Regions from separate parts of the Homo sapiens genome. Here region 2 is linked to region 1. Evidence: read pairs that join two places in POLR2A ChIA-PET (ENCODE). Cell type or tissue: MCF 10A. All regions are shown on one strand. Each heading gives the region's core, and the rest is flanking DNA. Links, peaks and the distances in the headings are about the cores only. Region 1 holds the start of LOC105373418 (a long non-coding RNA gene). Region 2 has its middle 57 kb from the start of TAF1B.

Region 1 (4,389 bases), core at 141-4,140:
TTCCCAGGCTCCAGCTTTTGCACACTGTCCATGCATGGCTTTTGCTTTTTTTTTTCTGCCACGTAGACTGGAAACCCAAGTATAACTGCAGGGGATGTGCTATTTTCAGGCTGCCCAGCCTCTGAAGCCCCTTCCTTTGTTGGAAGAATTCCCCGCTTTATGAACCTTAGTGGGAAGTGGAGCCCACTTTTCACTTTGAAAGGTGTACATTCCAGATACTTACTCCCCCTAGCTTATCTTGAACCTTGGCGTGGCACGTGACTCGGACCTGGCCAGACACCACAGCCAGGATTTTGAATCTGGAGTGAATGACCCAAAGCAGCAGGGACTGTGGAGAATTCCTTTGTGGGGCAGCAGCAAGGCTTAGTGTCATGGATTTCAAATGAGAGTAGAGGGTCCTGGACCGTGTCGGCGTCCAGGTTCCAGGACCTGGTGCCACGGAGTCAGTGCAGCATGGTCTGATGTCTGCTGTTCAGTGGCAGAAGCAACAGGGATCTCCCTGGGAGAGGTCTGCAGGGTGATTTTGGCCATTGGTTCTAGCTGCACACCCTCCCAGCGCCTGCTCATTCGATAAGCCTGCTTCACCAGCCTTCCTCACAATCAGTAAGAAGTAATAGTCTTATATTCAAATCCACTAGAGTTGGTTTCTTTCGCTTGCAAATAAGGACTCTGATATAGTAATTAATACAGACCAAGCAAGGCCCCTGGAATTCAGGAAAGGGAAGGAAAATATGCATTTTCTGAGCATCTACTAGGTGCTTACTAGTGTTCTACAAAATTCAGCTAATGTTCCTAGATGTGCTTTTTTCCTGGATGCTTTGAGGATCTTGGAGTGATAATTTCATCTGTGCTGCCCAGACCTCTGAGAGTGCAGGGGCTGTCAGAGCCCTGCTTCATCAGCATCATTTCCAGGCCGAGGTTTCAGCATCAGCCTCCAGATCCCAGCCCTGGCAGGGACAGCTTATATGGCAGCTACAACTGTCCAGCAAAGACCCAAGACTGCCTGCTTTGGCCTGGTGAGCTAAATCCTCATTTCACTAACTTCTTGCGTTTTTTATTTTAATCTCTCTCATTTGGTCTCATGTCCTAAATCTCTTGGCTCAAGAAGCGACAAGTTGCTACCTTTTGTCCTCTATTTCAGGAAGTTTGTGTGACGGTTGTAGCAGCTGGATTCCGTCTGAACACATTCCAGCAATTTGTCTGCTGCAGGATCCTTCAGAGTGAGGCTGGCCACATCAGTCTGGTCAGCTGCATCTCTGAGTTTCAGAACCAGGATCAGGGAGTGTGGCTGGGATCGTTTGCATCAATTATAGCAATTGCTGTCCCTAGGCAGAGAGCATCTCATATTAATAGCTGAGTGGGTTGGCAAAACTCCTTTTTTTTCCAGAGGTGACTTTTGATATAACAAACTTTTATGTATTTTGTCTAGATGAATGAGGGCCCCAAATATCTTACCTGGGTTTTCCCTGGTTTAAGGAAATCCAGAAGAGAAATCATCCAAATAAATCAGCGTGATTGATCACATTCAAAAGGGTTCTTTTCTCTCTCTGCAAAAGGTTTCTTCACTGGGTTCTCTTAACTGTCAGGCCTTCTGGTGCAGTTGAGAATTTGTTTACAGAACTGGACATGACTAAGGGGAAGGAGGGCGGTCAGGGGCTGCCTGGATCTTCCAGCCCCTCCCAGCTAGAGTCACGGGTGCCTCCAGCTGTGTGCTGGAGCCTGGCCAGAGCCTGAAGCTGTCCTGACCAGCAGCCTCAGCTCTGTCCTTTGGGCACTGTGCACTGGCCTATGGACTCCTCCTTCCATCCTTTGTGAATTCGTGCATTTGGCCATTGCTTTCTTGGCACCCAGCGTATCTGCCAAGCACTCTGCTAGGCACTGGGGCTACACAGGCAAATCACATGGACGTAGCACGCCCTCTCTGAGATACCTTCAGCTATTGGACAAGTGGACCAGGGGAAGCAACATCAAGTAACTACCTGCTTGGGGAATCCAGGATGGGGGAGCTCACCTAGCTGAGAGGGGCTCAGAGCCCTAGAACACCCCATGGAGAAAGTGCCATTTCCTTGAAGACCTGAGAGATGAGCAGGTAGCCAGGGGAAGATGGCAGCAGAGCAAAGCCCAGAAGAGGCTGAAGCAGAGAGAAGGAATGGAGCCAGGAGAGAAGACAGGAGAGGAGTGGGGGAGCTCCTCACCAGCCTTCCTCCGTGGAGCTTCCTAACAACCCTGCGGGGTAGGACTCTTACTACCATCATCCCCATTTTATAAATGGGGAAACTGAGGCACAGAGCGGCCAGCTGACCTGCCCAAAGTCACATATCTTGTGAGTAGTGCAGCCATGATTTGAACCCAGGTCATCTGGCTCCTGAGTCCAACCACCATGCTGAGCTGCAGCTGAGTAACGGTGAAGGGTTTTAAGTCACAAAGCAAAATGAAGGTCACACTTGCACTTTTCACAGAGCTGCTCCTGCTGAAGGGGTTGAGGGTAGCACAGTGAGTCTCCCAGCATGGCCTGTGCTTTTAAAGTGCCCATGTGCTTGGTGCTGAGCTGGTTAGGGCAGGAGGGGGAGAGGCAGAAGAGTCCTCTGCACCATGGCTGCCTAGCTCTCCTGGCTGGTCACATTCCGACATTGTATCCAGATCCACCTTTTCGGGAGTCAGCCCTGTCCAAAAGCAATTCCAGCACAAACAGAAACACCTGTGCCTTCCTCCCCTTTCCCAGGGGCCCCTCCACTGGGCAGCAGGAAGGATGGAAACACAGACTGGCATGACCTCAGTTGCTGTCCCCACAGGGGTCCCTTTCACTCCATAGCCTTCTGGTGCCTGAGCCCACACTCATGTTTCCCTTCTCTCAACTCCCATAGCACTTATTGTGAGAAGCACACAATCAACTCCTGTGTGCATTGTTCTCTAGCTGTTTTGTGGTCATTCATCTCTTCAACTATCTCGAATTGTCTGGAGATGAGTCATAATTAGGGAGATGATTATGTACCAAAACTTAAAAAAATCCCAACTCTCATATATGTCCAGAGAGACAGAGAGAGAAGGTATATGTCTACATATAATATGAAGCAAAAAATATGAAATATAATGACCATTTTTTTTGTGATGATTAAGGCTAATTGCTGCGTACCTAGGGCCTGCCTGGGATATATGGGCCATGTACCCCGATGCTAACTGGCCCTGGCCTCTCCAGGTTTTTCATGAGCTCTTTATGGGTTTGTTGTCTCTGCCTTGTCCACTGATTGCCTTGCATAGACCATAGATATGGGCTCCTCAAAGCCCTAGCTGTTACTCTACTCAAAATCATCTGCGGAAATGTGGAGTAGATTTCAGATGAAGTGTCGGGACTAATTCTGCTCCCACCTTCTAAGTAACCACTTCTAGACTGCTGTGGACCAGGAAACCTGGTAACTGAACATCTTGCAACTGAAGAGAAAGGGGATCTTCCCTGCCTTTGCTGACCTCCAGGTTAGGCACCCACCTCTGTGCTCTCGGTCAAGCTCCTTCTAAGCACAGACTGTATCTTAATCATGCTGGAAACCCCAGCCCTTAGGACAGCATCTGGCACGTTGAAGATCTTTAAATATTTTGTGGAATGAATTAGCAGGAAATTGAGTCTGAGTGAGGGCCTGGAGAACACTCCTCTACGTCTTGCATGTGTGAGCATCAGTGTGTGATCTTGCGACAGCTTTCTGATGGCTCAGGGACCTTCTGTTCTGGCTTGAAGGTTCTGGGTGTATTCTTCCGAGCAGATGCAATCCTGTATCTACGGAACATCTGCTGAAGACACAGCTCTGCCTTGCGTGCTTTCCTTCTGTGACTTTACTATTCTAGTGACTCTGCATATGGTTGGGCACATACTAAGCACACAATGCCAATGGTCAGCATTATTGGAAATGCGTCCTGAATGGTCTGGATCCACTCTCCAAACAAGCCTTCACTGAATGCCTTCCGTGGCCCAGTAAAGTCACCAGGGACATGGAGGTCAGATGTAACTTCTCCCACTGGGAGGTAGCAGTCTGATGGTGGCAGTGGGAGAGGAGGGGAACCATGTAGACAATTAAAGGGAACAGACAAGGGACAAGAAGGCACCTCTTTCGCTGCTGGATGTGTCGAGCGTAAAAACAGAGCCTTCCGTATGAAAATAAAATCAGTTGCTGACTCAGGGGTAGATACATATTCATCCACCCACCAACCTCAAATAACTAAACATTGTTCCCAGGCCAGCAAACACTGGAGCTTCTGTCTTCCATTGCAGGTAGCACAGATTCTTGTTTGTTGTAGTAGAAGATAAAAATCAGACAGACCTGTTTTTAAGTCTTTACTCTAAAGTTTACCAATTGGGATAGGTAATTGAACCTCTCTGAGCATCAGTTTAGTCAGCCA
Region 2 (4,389 bases), core at 221-4,220, 150 kb before region 1:
CTTCATCTTCACTCTTCTTCAGGAAAACCTGAAACTGCTGAATTAGTTCCTTTTGCATTGCTATGAAGGAATACCTGAGGCTGGGTAATTTATAAAGAAAAGAGTTTGGGAGGCCAAAGCAGGCGGATCATGAGGTCAGGAGTTTGAGACCAGCCTGGCCAACATGGTGAAACCCTGTCTCTACTGAAAAAAAAAAAAAAATTAGCCAAGCATGATGGCGGGCACCTGTAATCCCAGCTACTTGGGAGGCTGAGGCAGGAGAATTGCTTGAACTAGAAGGTGGAGGTTGCAGTAAGCTGAGATCTCACGACTGCACTCCAGCCTGGGTGACAGAGCAGGACTCTGTCAAAAAAAAAAAAAGAAAAGAGGTTTATTTGGCTCACAGTTCTGCAGGCTGAACAGGAAGCACAATGCCAGCATCTGCTGCTGGTGAGGCTTCAGGAAGCTTCCAGTCATAGTGGAAGGTGAAGAGGGAGCTAGTGTGTCACATGGCAAGAGCAGATGCAAGAGAGAGAGGGGAGAGGCCAGGCTCTTTTAAACAATGAGATCTGGTAGGAACTCATAGAGTGAGAACTCAGTAATTACTGCAAGGACAGCACCGAGCCATTCATAAGGGATCCGCCTCCAAGACCCAAACCCCTCCCTCCAGGCCCACCTTTAACACAGGGGATCACATTTCAACATGAGATTTGCAGGGAGGAAACATCCAGATCAGGCCGAGCACGGTGGCTCACACCTGTAATCCCAGTATTTTGGGAGGCCGAGGTGGGTGGATCCCCTGAGGTCGGGAGTTCAAGACCAGCCTGGCCAACATGGTGAAGCCCCGTCTCTACTAAAAACACAAAAAGTAGCCAGACGTGGTAGCTGGTGCCTGTAATCCCAGCTACTTGGGAGGCTGAGGCAGGAGAATCACTTGAACCCAGGAGGCAGAGGTTGCAGTGAGCCGAGATCAAGCCACTGCACTCCAGCCTGGGCAACAGAGCAAAACTCCATCTCAAAAAACAAACAACCCCAAAAAACATCCAGATCATACCAACTGTTCTCCCCAGCAACTACAGCACAGAAGGCGAGAGGACAGGAACGAAGGCATGAAGGCACGGAGAGAAGGCTTGGAAACCAGAACATACACATGGGACAGGATGCGGTGACAGAGAGCCCGTAGAGACCTCTGACTGAACGGTGCTGGAGATAAGCTGTCATGCTCGCTTTAGAGAAGATCGCAGCTTGGAATCAGACAGAAAGAGGGCATTGGAAAATGGAGACCAAGACAATCCGTCAGAAAATGATTTGAAGAAACGATCAATGCGGTTAGCTTAGACGATTCTTTAAGAAGGCTTGAGGGAGAAAAGCCAGATAAAAGCCACGTGAAGAAAATCAAACAAACGAAGCGCTTCCAGTTAAAATGAAGAGTCTGCAAACTGAGCCAGCATCTTTGCAGTCTGCAAGGCCACAGCTTGCAAGTGAGACTCAGAGGCTTTAGGCGAAACTCCCCAACCTGCCTGCCCTCCATAAGAACATCAGGAGAAACTCGCAGAAAAGTCATCGAAGAGGAAATTTACTGCTTAGAAATGGAGAAGACACTTTCCAGTGCGCCTGAAAGCGTCAGCCACACACCCGAGAAGCGCGACTCTGCAGAAAGATGCCCAAGACCTTGGGAAGAACCTGGAGGGAACCGCCTCCTCCTACGGAAACCACTCAAGAAAGGTGGCTGGAGGAGGCGGAGCTTGTAGTGAGCCGAGATCGCGCCGCTGCACTCCAGTCTGGGCGACAGAGCGACTCCGTCTCAAAAAAAAAAAAAAAAAAAAAAAAAAAAAAAAAAAAAAAAAAGGTGGCTGGCAGCTCTTTCCACGGAGAAAAAGCTCATTAAACTAAGAAATGAAAGTGACTGCAGTAGAGAGAAACTGGGGGAAGCGGAGTTTAAGTTCTAGCATTTCCCGAAGGGCCCTTTGTCCCTGCACGGCCCTGGATGACTGGGGACCTGGGCATCATCAGGTCCCCAGGGAGGAGGTGGGCCAAGCTGTGAGGGTTCTCAGACCCAGAGCCACATGCAGGCATAACTCAGCGTTCACAGCAGCTGGCCCCGCAGCAGAGGATGTTTGCCTGTTTTTTCCCTTTAAAAGTAATTTTGAGCTGGGTGCGGTGGTTCACGCCTGTAATCCCAGCACTTTGGAAGGCCGAGGTGGGCGGATCACCTGAGGTCAGGAGTTCAAGACCAGCCTGGTCAACATGGTGAAACTCCATCTCTACTAAAAATACAAAAATTAGCTGGGCGTGGTGGCGCATGCCTGTAATTCCAGCTACTTGGGAGGCCGAGGCACAAGAATCGCTTGAACCTGGGAGACGGAGGTTGCAGCGAGGCGAGATCACACCACGGCACTCCAGCCTGGGTGACAGAGCAAGACTCTGTCTCAAAAAAACAAAACTGTATTTCCTAAAATAGTGTTCTTTATATATTTGATAACTTTTTGAAAAAGAGATGAGGTCTCGCTCTGTCGCTAAGGCTGAAGTGCAGTGGTACCATCATAGCTCACTGTAACCTCAAACTTCTGGGCTCAAGAGAACCTCTCGCCTTAGCCCCCTGAGTAGCTGGAACTGCAGGCATGTGCCACCACACCCAGCTAACTTTTTTGTTTTTTGTAGATACAGGGTCTTGTTATGTTGCCCAGGCTGGTCTCGAACTCCTGTGCCCAAGGAATCCTTCTGTCTGCCTCAGAATCCCAAAGTGCTGGGATTACAGTCATGAGCCACTGCGCCTGGCCCATGTACTTGATGATTTTAATATAATCCTTGTAAATACATTTTTTTCATTGGCCCTCTGGAATGAAATAGTTAAGTATGGTAATTTGATTGAGACAAAAGATCCACTGTTGTACTTAATCTTAGCCAAAAGGCCGAGAAGTGATAAAAGGTCCTCTATGGCTTAAACCATAATTGAACTTTGACATGCCCAGATGGAGACAGGAGAAACCATAAAGAACATTTCTATATGCTATGCACTGTTATCAGAACTACATAAAACACCCTAATATTTACCTCAAAAGAGTTTTGCAAACCGTACCAAAAAAAAAAAACCCAAAAGATACTCCTAACTGAACCTATCAGTAGTTTTATTCATTTTTCAACAAATTCATAGGCTAAAGGAGTTAACATTTTCCTACCATTACTTTCTTGTTTTAAGTTTCTTTTTTAAAAATAAACATTATTCTGCTTATAGTATTCTTTGTCACTTAAATGCTTAAAAATTGTATACAATAGAAGAGTTCCCTAGAAAAAAAAAATAAATATCATTTTCAGGCCCACAGTGTCCGCTGAGGGTGCCATGGAGTCCTTCAAGGGCCTTTCCCCAGGTTTAATATAATCCTTCCAGTTGGAGAAACAGAGAAAAAGTAATTTTCTAAAGGAACACAGCAAATACAAGCATACCTTGGATATATTACAGGTTCAGTTCCAGACTACTGCACTAAAGCAAGTATCGTAAAGTAAGGCCCACGATGTTTTTGGTTTCCCAATGCATATAATAGTTATGTTTACAGTGTACCAGAGTCTATTAAGTGTACAAGAGTATTGATAGCATTGTGTCTAAAAAACCTAATGTACATTAATTTACACATATGTGGTTGGGCGCAATGGCTCATGCCTGTAATCCCAACATTTTGGGAGGCCGAGGTAGGCAGATCACTGAGGTCAGGAGATGGAGACTAGCCTGACCAACATGGTGAAACCCCATCTCTACTAAAAATACAAAAATTAGCCAGGTGTGGTGGTGTACGCCTGTAGTCCCAGCTACTTGGGAATGAATATTCCAGATCCTTTGTTGTCATTTCAACAATGTCCATGGTGTCTTCATCAGGGGGAGATTTTGTCTCAAGAAGCCACTTTCTCTGCTCATCCATAAGGAGCAACTCCTCATCCACTCAAGTTTTATCATGAGATCACTCACGGCTTCAGGCTCCACCTCTTATTCTAGTTCTCTCTCTTTTTTTCTTTTTCAACTTTTCTTTTAGATTTAGGGGCCACGTGTGCAGGTTTGTTACTTGGGTACTTTGCATGATGCTGAGGTCTGGGGCATGACTGATCCCGTCACCTGGGCACTGAGCATAATACCCAACATTTTTCAACACTTGTCCCCTTCCCTCTTTCCCCCGTCTAGTAGTTCCCAGTATCCATTAGTACTTTTATGTCCATGAGTACCCGATAATTAGTTCCCACTTGTAAGTGAGAACATGCAGTATGTGGTTTTTGTTCCCACATTTATTTGCTTAGAATCTAGTTCTCTTGCTGTTTCCACCACATGAAGCAGTTACTTCATCCACTGAGCCCCTCAAAGTCATCCACAAGGGGAGGAATTAACTTTTTCCAAACTCTTGTTCATGTTGATATTTTGACCTC

What was found. Peaks named below come from ENCODE experiments on the same cell type or tissue, not always from the same donor. Only the 100,000 strongest peaks of a DNase experiment are listed, where the experiment ranks them.
Region 2: POLR2A ChIA-PET joins it to region 1 with 5 read pairs; 15 of 35 experiments call an interaction of 5 or more read pairs at or near these places.

Annotation. Positions count from the first base shown.
Region 1 is chr2:9,635,988-9,640,376 of GRCh38, reverse strand. It overlaps LOC105373418 (a long non-coding RNA gene), which reads right to left and starts at 1,632. Exons shown (of 4, transcript NR_187866.1): 1 at 1,456-1,632. In MCF 10A, for the core only: no CTCF peak of the experiment used is centred there; a DNase peak (open chromatin) is centred at 1,666.
Region 2 is chr2:9,784,492-9,788,880 of GRCh38, reverse strand. No RefSeq gene overlaps it. Among named protein-coding and RNA genes, the nearest start is that of TAF1B, 57 kb to the left of the region's middle. In MCF 10A, for the core only: no CTCF peak of the experiment used is centred there; no DNase peak of the experiment used is centred there.